Regions from separate parts of the Homo sapiens genome. Here all the other regions are linked to region 3. Evidence: chromatin contacts called from ENCODE Hi-C or POLR2A ChIA-PET data. All regions are on one chromosome and are shown on one strand. Each heading gives the region's core, a stretch centred on a gene start or an enhancer-like site at or near the end of the contact. The rest is flanking DNA. Distances are from core to core; before and after follow the strand shown.

Evidence for each region. A loop is a pair of places that touch in the nucleus more often than their neighbours do. ChIA-PET counts read pairs that join two places held with the same protein, here RNA polymerase II (POLR2A). Pooled maps may share reads with other maps.
Region 1: a loop to region 3 is called in a map of chondrocyte, with 2.6 times the contacts of the local background. The contact joins the promoter of LINC01890 here to the enhancer-like site in region 3. A Hi-C loop is called at or near these places in 1 of 168 maps with a recorded cell type or tissue (chondrocyte) and 5 of 50 pooled maps. POLR2A ChIA-PET finds 5 or more read pairs at or near these places in 1 of 52 experiments (activated CD4-positive, alpha-beta T cell).
Region 2: a map of HL-60/S4 shows a loop between it and region 3 (2.0-fold over the local background). The contact joins two enhancer-like sites. A Hi-C loop is called at or near these places in 4 of 168 maps with a recorded cell type or tissue (GM12878, HL-60/S4, body of pancreas and 1 more) and 6 of 50 pooled maps. POLR2A ChIA-PET finds 5 or more read pairs at or near these places in 1 of 52 experiments (Panc1).

Annotation. Positions count from the first base shown.
Region 1 is chr2:68,835,631-68,840,253 of GRCh38, reverse strand. LINC01890 (long intergenic non-protein coding RNA 1890) reads left to right here and starts at 3,047. Exons shown (of 4, transcript NR_183884.1): 1 at 3,047-3,843. LINC01888 (long intergenic non-protein coding RNA 1888) reads right to left here. Exons shown (of 2, transcript NR_183895.1): 2 at 2,528-2,872.
Region 2 is chr2:69,044,984-69,049,662 of GRCh38, reverse strand. All of the region lies in intron 3 of ANTXR1 (ANTXR cell adhesion molecule 1), which reads right to left. Among named protein-coding and RNA genes, the nearest start is that of ANTXR1, 34 kb to the right of the region's middle. Within about 2 kb of position 3,427, at least 3 of the 41 ENCODE cell types and tissues checked have a DNase peak (open chromatin) inside an H3K27ac peak, as active enhancers do; they include Panc1, where a contact is called at or near this core.
Region 3 is chr2:69,305,591-69,310,460 of GRCh38, reverse strand. No RefSeq gene overlaps it. Among named protein-coding and RNA genes, the nearest start is that of GFPT1, 79 kb to the left of the region's middle. RefSeq lists enhancers at 3,074-3,123, 3,609-4,348 and a silencer at 3,354-3,503. Within about 2 kb of position 2,945, at least 28 of the 41 ENCODE cell types and tissues checked have a DNase peak (open chromatin) inside an H3K27ac peak, as active enhancers do; they include Panc1, where a contact is called at or near this core.

The DNA of each region.
Region 1 (4,623 bases), core at 1,798-4,297, 470 kb after region 3:
AAGCTCCGCCTCCTGGGTTCACGCAATTCTCCCGCCTCAGCCTCCCAAGTGGCTGGGACTACAGGCACCCGCCACCACGCCCAGCTAATTTTTTGTACTTTTAGAAGAGACGGGGTTTCACCGTGTTAGCCAGGATGGTCTCTCAATCTCCTGACCTCGTGATCCACCCGCCTCTGCCTCCCAAAGTGCTGGGATTACAGGCATGAGGCACTGTGCCCAGCCAACAATGTTTGTGTTAATGAGATGATCTCCGCTCACTACAACCTCCACCTCCCGTGTTCAAGTGATTCTCCTGCCTCAGCCTCCCGAGTAGCTGGGATTACAGGTGCATGCCACCATGTCCAGCTAATTTTCGTATTTTTAGTGGAGATGGGGTTTCACCATGTTGGCCGGGCTGGTCTCAAACTCCTGACCTCAAGTGACCCGCCTGCCTTGGTCTCCCAATGTGCTGGGATTACAGGTGTTAGCCACCATGCCCAGTCCAACACCTGGGGCTTTTAGGATGAATGCCTTTTGTCCAGGTCCCAGGCTGCTTGCAACCTGGAAGCAGGCTGCCTGGCTTCTTGAGCCTCTGTCCCCTGGGTCCCCATCTTCATCTCTAGAGCCCTGTTTTTCAAACTCACACTGGGGCTCAAGAGGCAGGGAAAGGCCCCAGGCCTCTCTTGCCAAACTAGTTGTGTGGAGTAACAGGACTCTGGAAAGATAATATTGCAGGGGAGAGTTTTGACCTCAGTCTCTCATCCCCTCGTCCCAGGCTCCATCCTCACCTGGTATTCTACCCCATCCTTGGGTTGATGGAGTGGCATGAACCTAGAGCTCCCACTAGTGGCAGGAAGTGGGCCACCAACATTTTCTGCCTTTTCATTTGTTTCTTCCCTTCCACATATGGGATCAACAGCCAGGCTTATAGTATACCAGAAGTATCCCAAAATGCTGTCTCCACATTGCAGGGGCTTTTCTCCATACACTGGAAATTTTCCACAGACTTGCAGGGAGCCATGGATGCCTCCAGGACTTAGGAACATCCTTTCATTGTTGGCCCCCAAAGCCTCAGTTAGCAGGAGGGAAGTTTAAAGCTGGGTAGGAAGACTGGGAAGGTCTGGAGTGAGTGGCTTAGAAAAGCTCTACAGCAAGGATTAAGAAAAGCATGCTCTTCTTTTCCTTTCCTCAGTGATGCTTCCTTAGTGTCAGAATGGTGAGACTGGGGGAGTCCAGCATGAAGGGGCAGGAGAGACTCCTCAGCTGCTGCAGTGTAGGCTGCAGATCCACCTGGAGCCCAGGTGCAATGGGCCCCTGTGCTAGACCCCTCGAGGTCCAGTCCAGGTCCTGGGAGAACTGAACTGTCGTTGGGAGCAAAATCATTACAGTAATAAGGAATGTGCTTGTCTGGCATATCTCTGCAAACCCATCGTAGTAATAGGTGGATGAGTATAGAATCAGGCATTCAGGGTTGCCGGGTCAAGTTAAATACTGCCTCATCACATCCAGCTAATAAAAATATTATTGTTAATAATAATAGCTGAGGCCGGGCACGGTGGCTCAGGCCTGTAATCCCAGCACTTTGGGAGGCCGGGGCGGGTGGATCACGAGGTCAGGAGATTGCGACCATCCTGGCCAACACGGTGAAACCCCGTCTCTACTAAAAATACAAAAAAAAAAAAAAAAAATTAGCTGGGCGTGGTGGTGGGCGCCTGTGGTCCCAGCTACTCGGGAGGCTGAGGCAGGAGAATGGCGTGAACCCGGGGGGCGGAGCTTGCAGTTAGCCGAGATCGCGCCACTGCACTCCAGCCTGGGAGACAGCGAGACTCCGTCTCAATAATATAATAATAATAATAATAATAGCTGAATAAATAATCTCATAATTAACTATTACAAAGAAAAACCAGGTTTTCTGACCCTGATCCTGGGCCTTTCTCATGACATCGATGGGTTAGCAAGACTTTCGAGTTCTGATCTTACTTATCTTCAGTGATAGAAAATTTAAAACAAAATGAAACAACCACCTGTGGTTTCTAGTTATGAAGACACTAAGATGTTTACTCAGCTGCAGGGGAGATTCTAAAAGATTCCGAAAGTTCTGCCTTTTCACTAGAGAAATAAGTGACAGTCTTAAAAGGGTTACTGTTATGGGCTGAATTGTGTCACCCAAAAATTCATATGTTGAAGTCCTAACCCCCAATGTCTCAGAATGTGACTGTATTTAGACATAGAGCCTTCAGAGGTAATTAAGGTAAGATGTGGTCATGATCTCATTAGTGGGCTCCAATCCAATATGACTGGCACCCTTACAAGAAGAGATTGGGATTCAGATGTACACAGTGGTTTGACCATGTGAACACACAGGGAGAGGTCAACTATGCTTCTTCTGCAAGCCAAGGAGAGAGGCCTCAGAAGAAACCAATCCTGCTAACACCCTGATCTCAGATTTCTAGACTCAGAATGGCAAGGAAATAAATTTCTATTGCTCAAGCCATAGAATCTGTGATATACTTCATTATGACAGTCCTAGAAAACTAATGCACCGAGGTTGAGAGTTTTTCTGAAAATTTTAATGATGATACAGAATGCAACCTGATACCAATAGAGTAGAACTGAGTTTCCAACTCAGGTAATTCCTACTCCAGAGTCTTCATGTAAATCGAAAATATTAATTGTTCACCACCTTGGACTGTTTTGAAACAATGGCTTTTAAAGGGCTGTTAAAGAACATTTTGGAGGAAGTTTTTTTAGTGAAGACTGATTTCCAAATGCGTTAAGGGCCACTCCAGGCCTACGTCCTGGTGCAGTAGGCTTCCGGCAGAGGGCGCACATCTGGACTCTGCATCTCCTCCAGGTGCTTCCTCCAAACTAAGTGCTGGTGTGAACACGGGTCCTGAAAGGCAAAATGGAAGGTCCAGGTCTTCAGGCCGCCACGGTTTGTGTCAGCTCATTGCTGCACCGGAAGCTCGGAATGTGCACATTGGGTCAAGGACTTGAGACTTCCCGTAGTGGCTTTGTGTCGTCACAGCCCATTTTCTCAGTCTGCGTCAGAGGCCTAGAGGCTCTCACTATGGCATGGACCCTCATCCTCGAGCCCCACTACTCAGAGGAGCTGGGAAGAATTTCCACCCTTCCTAGTGGCAAGTCTCACTGTGAGAGCGGAGTGCCACCAGGCAAACAGGGCAGAAAGACTGCTTTAAGGAGAATCCTTATATTGGGGGTTATGAAGTGCAATACACCCTCATCCTCACGCTAACACTGGTACCATGTAGCCCAAGCTTGTCTAACCTGCAGCCCGCGGGCTGTGTATGGCCCAGGACAGCTCTGAATGTGGCCCAACGCAAATTTGTAAACTTTCTAAAACATTATGAGATTTTTTTTTCTCATCAGCTATCATCAGTGTGAGTGTATGTTATTTGTGACTCAAGACAATCCTTCTTTTCCAATGTGGCCCAGAGAAGCCAAAAGACTGGACACCCCTGATGTGGCCCTTTCATCCATAGTAGCCTATTTTGTCCTAAAGACGGTCTTGTGCAGTGAGTAGGCCAGGCCTCCCCACTACCACAGTTTACAGGCAAGGAATGTGATATTTCATAGGATGACCCTGACTGGCACCTACATTGCTAGCCAAAGAATGGCACAAAGATGTGGACAGAAGAGACAACCTTAAGCAGCTGACTGCTGGCTCCTGCAACAGTATCATCATGGCATTTGTCCTGGGGTCCCAAGGAAAGAAAACAAATCTGTGGCTGAGGAACAGACTGAGTTGACAAAGCAGCTTCCACAGTAACACAAGGACAAAGGGTGTATGTAGATATGCACGTGGTAGCAGGTTCTACTAAAGGAACCTGGACCGACCATTCTGTAAGTACCCACTACACTCAGGGAAGGAATCTGAGCTTGTATTGTTGGTAGGCAAAGGTTTATAAGGCAGAGAGGAGTGTGGTAGTTCTATTAGATGTGTAGTACACCTGGAAGTAGACAATTAAAAACTTGGAACACTTCTCACAAGGTAATACTGTGTTTAAACTTAACCAGCACCACCCTCCACCTGGACTAGGCTAAGGAAGTCATTTTAGAATTGGAAGTCTGACCTTATAATTTTGCAGCCTACTGAATCTGTCCACTACTAAATCTTTCTGATATTGACTTCATTATCTACAAAAATATCTTCTCATCTACCATTAGTAATAATAACAATAATAATAGTTTCATTTACTAATCAAGAGATTTTTTTAGGTGGGCTTCTTAGAAATCTCTGGGGAGCTAAGACTCCCTTAAACTCCTCTGTCTCTGAGTTTTTACTTAGGTTCCATTAACAACTGTGGCACACCTTAACTTCCTCATTGTCAATGTGCTACACTGTCATTTCTACTCTACTGAGACCATCTGTTGGAGAATCATTCAGCTGCCTCTATGGCTCCTTGATGCGAGCTGAAAATAGTGCCTACTCTAGACTGATGCAGCCTTGCAGGTTTAGGAAGCTGACTGTGCCTTGGCAGGGAAGAAAGCTGGCCTGGAGCTGCTTTGCTTCTTCTTTTTTTTTTTTTTTTTTTTTTTTTGACAGAGTCTCACTCTGACCCCACAGCCAAGATTATCCAGTGGCACAATATTGGCTCACTGCAACCTTCTCCTCTCAGGTTC
Region 2 (4,679 bases), core at 2,178-4,677, 260 kb after region 3:
ACTGGAAAACTATTAGAACTAATAAAATGTTTCATTAAAGTGGTGGGATAAGAAGGCAGATGTGGTGGCTCACACCTGTAATCCCAGCACTTTGGAAGGCCGAGGTGGGTGGATTATTTGAGGTCAGGAGTTAGAGACCAGCCTGACCAACATGGTGAAACCCCGTCTCTACTAAAATGCAAAAATTAGCCTGGCATGGCGGTGTGCACCTGTAATCCCAGCTACTAGGGAGGCTGAGGCAGGAGAATCGCTTGAACTTGGGAGATGGAGGTTGCAGTGAGCTGAGTTCGCACCACTGCACTCCAACCTGGGTGACAGAGCAAGACTCCCTCTTAAAAAAATAAAAATAATAAAAATAAAAGAAATCAACAAAAAACCTGTTAGAAACCTATTGTTTTCCCCAAAACTAATGTTTCTGAAGCTCTTTTTTTGGCAGGGGATGGGGATGGGGGCTGCATGCATGGTCTTTTCTACAGAAAACCCACTGACATGCACGTTTTTGTAAATCATTTTATGGAGTTCAGTAGAAGCCCATGGATCACAAACTATAGGTTCACCAGTCAAGAGTGAAGAATGACAGTTTGGAGAATACAACAGCAAAGCATTTCTTTCACAATGGAGGCAACTTAAAATGCCTGGGAAAAAAATGTTGACAATTAGACTAATTTGAAGAAAAAAACAAAATCGTACTGAGGGACGTAAACGAGACATGGTATATCCCTAAATAAGAAAATAAGTATAGAGAAAATGCAGCGCCATTGCTGCTGAGTTAATCTGTATTTTTCACACAGTTCGAGTGAAAATCCCAGGGATATCTGGGAACATAAAAAATTATTTAAAATGTATGTGGTTGGAAAAATCCAGTAAAGACCAAGGAGATTTTCACCCAAGATTAGAAATGAGGATAGATTGGTCCTCCAGATGTTAAAACTAATTAAAACAATGTGATCCAACTATAGAAACAGACAGAAAAACAGAACAGAATAGAAAATCCAGTAATGAACCCAAGCCTAGCAAAGAGTTTAACTGTTCAAGTTGTTGGTAAAAGATTATTACACAGTGGTGTGGGAAGAACTGGCTAATCAATCGGGGAAAGAAACACTGGATGTTGACCTTGTACCTTATATCATAATAAATTCTAGAAGAAGTACTAATTTAAATAAAAAAGAATCAAAAGTACTGTAAAGAAAGGTAGTAATAAAAAGGACAATGGCAGCCCAATTACAGTTATAAATAGGGGTGCTAAATTTCTGAATAATATTAAAAATACAGAATTCAGATATACATTAAAAGAATATATCATAACCAAATGTATACAGAAATACTAGAATGATCCAATATTTAAAAATGTTTTTTATGACATTCAGTGTACTAGTAGGTAAAGGAAAAATATCACCATCTTAACAAAAGGCAAAATTGCATTTGATTAAATTGAGCATCTATTTTTTTTTAAATGAATAGTTGAACTTCCTTCACGTGGTCTTATTTCTTATTTCTAAATGATGACACATTTGAAGTATTTCAATTAATGTAAGAACAAGACTCTCCTTGGAGTATCCAGGGACTCATATGCAGTAGTTAACATCATTTTATTCTAACAGTACTTAAATTGACATTGTATACTCTATTATACTAAGGAAGTGACCTGCAAACTTTGTTACAATCTATCAACTATTTAAACTGATGAAGCCAGGAAATCTTGGAAGAGCAACATGATACAGTACAAAGTACAGGAGTTGGACCAAATTTAGAATCCAGAATCAGAATACTAATTTGGCAGATTACTAGCTATCTGACCTCGGCAGGTTACCTAAACTTTTTGAACCTCAGTGTCCTTATCTGTAAAATTGAAGTAGCAGCAGCCAAGATAGAGTATGCTTGCTACTGCCTATATCACCTGCTGATTACAACAGAAAAAGCAACCAAGTAGACTGGAAGGTAAACAAAACTGGTGGACTGGGGAGGAAAATTTAAACCTAGAGAAATGACCCACACTACCATGAGGTCCAGAATTTCCCCCCCCAACTCAAGTAGCTGCAAACTCCCCAAATATGGTGACAGACAAGTTTATAGATTCAAGAAGCTCTGCAAAGTCAAAATAGGGTACCCTGAAGGAAAACCATGCCCACACAAATAATCAAACTGCTAAGAACTAAAAAAGAAGAAACTGTGAAAACAGAGAAAAACGACACATTCCATATATAACAATGATTCAAATGACCGCATAGTTCCTTCCCATTAGAAAATAGAGTAACAATGGTTATATGAGGATAAATAAAAAAGGATAAAGTGCTTGCAGATAAAAGACACAAATCGTAGGCATTATTATTCTAATTGGAGTTTCTTTACTATATCTTAACACATTATATTTATTTTCCATTCTATTTTTTCATCTTCTCATAGCTTTACCCTACGTGTATTTGATCCCAAGAACTGAATGCGAATACAGTCATTCCTTGGTATAGGCAGAGGATTGGTTCATGATCCCTGAGTATACCAAATCCATGCACTCAAGTCCTGCAGACAGCCCTGCAGAACCTGCATATACTAGAAGTCAGCCCTCCATATATGTGGATTTTGCATCCTGCGAATACTGTATTTTTGATCTGCATTTGGTTGAAAAATACCTGTGTATAATTGGACCCATTCAGTTCAAAATGTTGTTCAAGGATCAGCCGTATATCTTTGATATTATTTCTTTTGATTTACCCAAAACTTTTGCTGAAATGAAAGTCTTTGCCAATTCATGTCTTGCTTTTGAACAAGTTTTTCTTAATTCTATAAGGTCTCTCAAGTATTATACAGGTATCTTAATGGACCCTTTACTGTTTTATAGGGATATTGTGACAATCAAGTGAGATAGAAAAATACAAATTCCTGTGCCCAACTAAAACACTGCAAGTCATATATTTCAGAAGCAGTACTAGCTTGGAAGATCTGAAAGCCTGATTCTTTTAGCCAGTCTCCTGAGAAAGAGTTTCAGAGAGATCTTGCCCACATTTCTTCCATAGGCTGATGAGGTTGGGGGTGTGTCCATAAACCATGCTGTGCTTTCCCAGCTGACCTAGGCCAAGCAGTCACCACATGAAATCCACACAGCCTTCAGCAAGGCATTTTTGGCTGTTGTTTGATGCACATTTGACCCATACAAAATGCTGCTTCCAGCAAACCAGGGACTCTACCCTCTGTTTTCTCTTCAGAACAGGAAACTAGCAGTAGTGACGTTAAGGTACACAAAAATTAGATTCCCAGTAGATTCAGAGGATGACTAATTCCAACAAGCATAACAAACCACAATGGGTCTGGAAGACTTGGCATTCTGATAGTGTTTATAAATCCCTGACCCCTCTGACCCTGTCAACTTCCCAGAAGCTGTGAGCATTAGCACACAAAGCACCTGCAAGTGATGTGTGAACCTGGTCTCTTGGCCAAACTCTTATGCATGGGGCATGGACAGCATGAAGCTGCACTAGGAAGCCTCGGGTTGTAGGAGGATGTGAAGAACAGGCGAGAGGGGTGTTTAGCTCCCCATCGCAGAACAAAAAACATCTCTGCATAAGGGGTGGCATCATCTAAAGACTGAGCAAGATGAGGAGTCTTGAGATGGCCAGAGACACCTTCTCAGAGCTTCTTAAAATCCTTGGCCAGTATTGAAGGCAAGTCACACAAGTGTCTTGGATTTTATGATTCTCTGTTGAACAGAAGGCAGCAAGGTAAACTGGAAAGAATGTGGAGCCTGGGTCTGGTCTGGGTTCTGTTTGCTATTCTTGGGAAGGTGACATGGCCTCAGTTTCTCCTTCTGTTAATAAGGGATCAGAAACTCCTGTTTTTTTGAATGAAATGCATGCATATAGTAGATCAGGTTGAAGGAGTAACAGGATTTGAAAACTCCTACATGGTACAGAGCACTCTTTCTGTTACAAATCCTAACAAAGTCATGGGAAAAAAAATAGGGACTAGCTCAAGTTTGCTGACTTCAGCTAGAAAATTTTACTCTGTCCTGTTAGTCCTATATTCATTTCTATAAGAACGTTAGAGAATAAAGTCTTCCTGCCCCCCCTGTACTGGCCCTTCCTCCTTTTCTTTTTCCAACACATCCATATATGAGTCTCCCAATAATCCCACATGTGTTCCCCATGGTGCTTCTCTCATGTGGGCCATCTCACTATTTAAAAAGTGTACAATTTCATAAATGGGGGAAGACTATCCTCTCCACTCTCTAGTATACCATCCTAACTATGAATAAATGACATGACTCTGTTATTGCTAGTTTTCATCTGCAAGTAAAATGTGGCAAATCCTAAAATACTTTTGTTAAGCTAGATCTACCTAGTTTAACTTCTTTGTATCAACAACATTCTTTTACACTATTTAAATTTCCTTTTATTTTGTGGTACCATAAGCCCTCCCTTTCTACTCCCTTCCTGGGTAATTATGAACAGTAAATATTTCAAGCTCTTACCTGTCTCACAGTGCACTTGTATCTGAAACCTTAATCCAAAATAAGTCTAACTTAAGTAAAAGAAAATATAGTCCCCCAATAATATGGTTTGCCAACATTTCGCTCCAAGTTAGCAGATGGAATCAACAATCAAATGTGAGATTTATCTTAATGTAATTTCATCATTTATAAAATTTCACCAATATCAGGAAATTCTATCAAAAGTAACTGAAGAGTG
Region 3 (4,870 bases), core at 1,696-4,195:
GGAGGCGAGGGGCTCTCCTCGGAGCAGCCTCCTCACCCACCACCAAGTGCTTTGACTTCCAGGGACAGCACAGAGGTGATGCAGGTCCTATCGGGCCCTGTTGCGGAGACAAGCCGCCCTACGTCTGGCAGTGGATTTGTTCAGGGCCACATCCAGGCACACGACCCAGAGGACTCAGAGACCTCCTAGGAGGCAAGGCCCTTGCAAGCAAGTGGGAGAAACACCTGGAGCCAATGGGATCTGGGTTCCTGTGGGTCACATGTTAGTGTCATTTCATCGGCCCTGCAGGCTTGGGAGGCCCAAGGAAACTTGGGTTACATAAAAAGGGAAAAGCATACTGTAGTTTGGCAAACAAAATGCGTCTTTGTGTGTGAGAGTGTGTGTGAGAGAAATGAGCTTTCATTTAGAAGCATCGGCAGCGGTTCTAACTGGTTCCCAAGTCCTTTTAAAATGATATTTTCTGAGCCTGGAAACCAAGCAGGCAGATCATGGAATTTTGGCTGGAGATGTTTTTTTAAAAATGTAGGCTAGCAATGAAAAAGGAGGTGGTAATTTGGCTCTGAGGCCTTTACGGGCTGCAGAGCAAACCCAGCAGGGTTACCATGGCGGCGCTTCTACTGTTTATATAAACAAAGGTTTTTTTCCTGACAAACATACTTCATATTTAATAATCTTCAATCCACAGGGGCCTCTTCCCTCTCTTTGTGTGTCGCTAGTTCAAGCCATTTGGAACTGGGGAGAGTTTTATTATTGCATGTGGTTGTTTTCAGGCACCCAATACACTTCAGAATTAAGTGTTAAGTGCTGGTATCTTGAAGTGCAGGGTGAGAGGTAGTCCGTGATTGTAAGAGAGATGAACCTGCATGAGAAAATGCAAAACAGGCTTTTCCTGGGTCCAGAGTCTCCTGGGCCAGCCACACCCAGCATTCAGAAGTAGACACTGCCACAGTAATTCAGTTCACACTCCCAATACAACTTGCACAGCACCTACCACACCTCTCTGAGTGGCACCGCAGCCTTCAGATTACCACTGCCTGAGATGTCCACTTCCTGTTAGCCCATATCTAATTATGTGTGGAGACTTAACAAATCCTGTATTGTGAGAGGACTCCTCTGGTTATGGGTAACAGAAACCCTACTCTATGGAACTGAAGCACAAAAGGGGACTTAGAACTGGATCGTGTCACTGGAAATGCCAGGGTAACCTGGCTTCAGGAATCACCGACCCAGCTTGTGTGCCTGTATCCCAGATTCTGGCACATCTGACATAATCCCTGTGACCCTCCTCTCCATAGTTTCCCCATAGTCTCCAGGAAGACTCCGTCTTTTTAGACATGTTGGGTCTGACCTAAGGACTTTGAGTGTTCTCAGGCATTTCTCTAGGGACACAGAGTGACCAGAAATGCCAGCCAGCTTGGGCAAAGCCACTTGCCTTTTCCTCCCTCTGGAACATCCAGCCACCTCTCTAGACCTGCCCAGGAGCTCAGAGCAGCCTAGGAGGTCCTCTCAGTTGTTGCCCCCTCACTGTCCTCTGGGGTCTCCAGAGCCAGCAGGGAGTACTGAGGGTCCCTCCCAGCTGCAAGCTCCAGAATTCTCTACAGATGCCACTGCCAGGGTTACCCTGTGAATAAACTGGTTCTACTCCAAGGGTGTCACACGTGCATGATGTAGGTAGACATGGCATCGGGACTCCAATGATCCCAGACAGAATCTGCATGACCTCCTGTGAATATCGCCAGCAGCAGCCAATCTGTGGGTCCATATTTTGGCTTAATTCCCCCAGCTTTGGGGTCCTTCATAACGACAGGACATTGGTGTCCTCCTCCACCACTCCAAATGCCACAGGCATTTATCAAAGTCCCCAGGAGTTTGCGTGTGTGTTTAGGAAGAAGCCCATTACGTCTTCTGCGGGTCTGGGTTAGCAATCGTCTGCACCTGTTGTGCCCTCTCCTCAGGGCCCATGCCTTGCCCCGCAAGCTGGTCACCCCACAGCGGCTGCTCCTGAGGTATTACCAGGCTCAGTTCTTGCACTGAGTGGGGCTGGGACCACATACCACAGGGTCACTCTCTCATTCACTGCTCCACCATCTCCTTTCCACTAAACTTTCTTCTGCACTAAAAGATCCTCATATCCCCTGCCATGAACACCACAGCCATCTATTTCAGCAGGTGACCCCCTGTTAAACAGAGCCACCAGAGAGACCCCCAGGAGCACAGCGCTGGTTGGAGAACACCACAGCTGGGGTCTAGATGTCCTCATTCTCGGCCTTCTTCTTTTATACCCAAACGATGCTTTCTCTGTTAATAATATCTGAGAGAACTGTTGCTTAAAAATGTAAAACGAAACCACCGTGTAAATGGAGCGGGGTCTTCCTTGGAAAGTCTAACCTTGGGGGCACCTAGTTGATGTAAAGAAACCACTGGCTGTCAGAGGGGAAGGGGGATTTGAGGACAGCCGAGTCAGGGAGCGTGGAGCAGCCAGGCTTTGTGGCAGGGCCTTCCACAGGGGCATGCTGGAGCTCAGCACTGAGAGCACCGGGAAGAGAGGGACAGCAATGGGCACCTCAGCCCCTCAGCAGGAGAAGATGGCGACCGCCACAGTGGCCCAGACTCCTGGAACTTCTGAACTACTTGGTAATTGGTTGGAATTTTCGGGGGTCCGCAGAACCCACAGTTCTCCAGGTGGAGCCGAACCAGAAAAATGCTACTTTGTGGTGTTACTGTGACCCCCACCCCCGCGCCGTATCCACCCCAGGTGCATTGATTAGGAAGTTGGTTCTGGCTATTTAAAACAGTGCTGAAACAGGTGGGTGTGAGCGGGGGAGCGGAATCACACAAACCGCGCTGGTCACAGCAGAGGAGCGCCCCACACGACAGCCTTGCGGAGACGGGCAGCGGCCACACGGGGGCAGCGCCTTCCCAGCCTGAATGAGCACAGACGCCGCGAAGCCCCCGAGAGTCGAGAGGAAGCGCAGTTAAGGGGCGGCCACGCGTCTCGGCCCTGTGCCCTTCCTTACATTTCTCGCTCTGCGGGGCGCGCCATGCCTGCAAACACAGGGCATCAATGGTCTTGGGAGGCTGGAATGTGGGGTGTGCAGAATCCATCCAGCGCAGTCTAGGGCAGGACCCAAGGGACACCCTGTGGGGGTGCTCTGGGCTGGTCCCCTCCAAGCCCCTCTGCCCGCTCCCTGATCTCACTCAGATCGGTCCCCTCTCCCTCAGAGAGCGGCCCTTGAGCTTCAGGCACTTTTCTAGGCCCTGGGGGCACAGCCGTCCCGGGGCGCCGTCTGGAGGGCAGGGACAGTAGTGTCCCCGCAGCGCCTCCTACCTGCCACCACCTCCACCTGTGCCGGGAGCCCCAGACCCGCCGGCCGAGCCGGGTGCGGAAGAGGCTGCAGGCGCCCGGGGCCCGGCCTTCGGAAGTAGGGGTCGCAGAGGGGCTCCGGCCTTGCGGTATCTTGTGTCGGCCGCACCCCAGGGTGTGGCTCTGGAACGGGTAGTGGGGAAGCTGCGGCGGCGCGCAGTGATCCCAGCGGGGCGTCTGGAGACAACAGAAGGGGCGGTGCTCACGGGACCGGCGTCTTTCCCGGGGGCCACAGTCGGGCCAGCGGGGCATCTCTCCGGACGGCCCCTCCCCGCTCTCTCTGCTCGGATGTTCACGCTTCCACCCTCAGCGCGGGGCCGCCCTGCCTCCCCCTCCGGAGCCCCCAAGCGGGTGTCAAGGGCAGCCGCACCCACGCGGAAAGCTCAGTTTCCCCTCCTGTCCTTTAGGTTTCTGTGGCTTCTTTCTGCCTCCGTAGCTGGAGCCAGGACGTGGCCGTGGTCCGGGAGAGCTGCGCCCAGAGTCCCGGCTTCCTGCGTGAGGGGGAGCGGCTGGGAAGCGGGTTCCTGGCGGCTGGACCACCGCCCCAGGTGGGCGTGCGAACTCAGGGCCTGGATTCGCACACAGAGAGCCCTCCTACAGCTGTGCACGCCCCGCGCCGGCTCCCCTTCCTGGTTTTTGATGGATACAGCCGGTCCCAGGCCCACCAGTTTAAATGAGTTTAAATCCCCACGCAGCCGACATTGAGGAGAGAATTCAGGAAGCTGGCACGGCTGCATCTCCAGCCAGAAGGTTTTGTGTCTGACATTTGATTGCAAATTGCAACGTTTCAAGGCTTTATAGCTCAGGGGTTGAAGGCAGGAGAGGGAGCCTATCTGTAAATATCTTTCTCCTTAAAATGTGGTCTCTCCCGCCTCTCTTCCTTTTGGCTCCTTTCCTTTTTTTTGGCACAGGAAGATGGCTGAGGTCAGCGAGGCTGGGTTGTTTCCCTGTCCACAGCGCATTAGGGACCAGAAAAGAATGTTGGTGTCTCTAAGGTGAGCTGCTGTCGCCTCAGGGTCCCGGGCTGGGGGTGACAAGGGCTAAGCTAAGACGAGGCCCCTAGGTGAGTGGATTTTGCATTGATTTGGAAGCTGGTTCAGGCTATTCAAAACAGTGCTGAATTCTTTGATGTTGAGGTCGCTTTGGACCTCGAGGTCCCACTTATGCCGGCTTCTTGCTCCAGGAGCGACGGCCCTGGTAGAGAAAGGGAAGTCGCGCAGCCTCTCAGGTGGCCAGGTCTCCCGCTAACCCCCACTGGCAGCTTGTCTGAGGTCTGACTGCAGAGCTGTCCGAAAGGAGCTGGGCTAGGAGATGCCAGTGGGATGTCCCAGCCACACAAAACTGCAGGCAGAAATGGGTTGACCATGCCTCAGTCTTGACTGCCCCACCCATTGCCCACCCCAGTGCCTGACCAGCTTGCAATGACTTGACCAGTACATGTGACCCTCAGCAGCCACCTGCTAATATAAGCTCCCATTTCAATCCACTTCACATGCCACCTGCCCA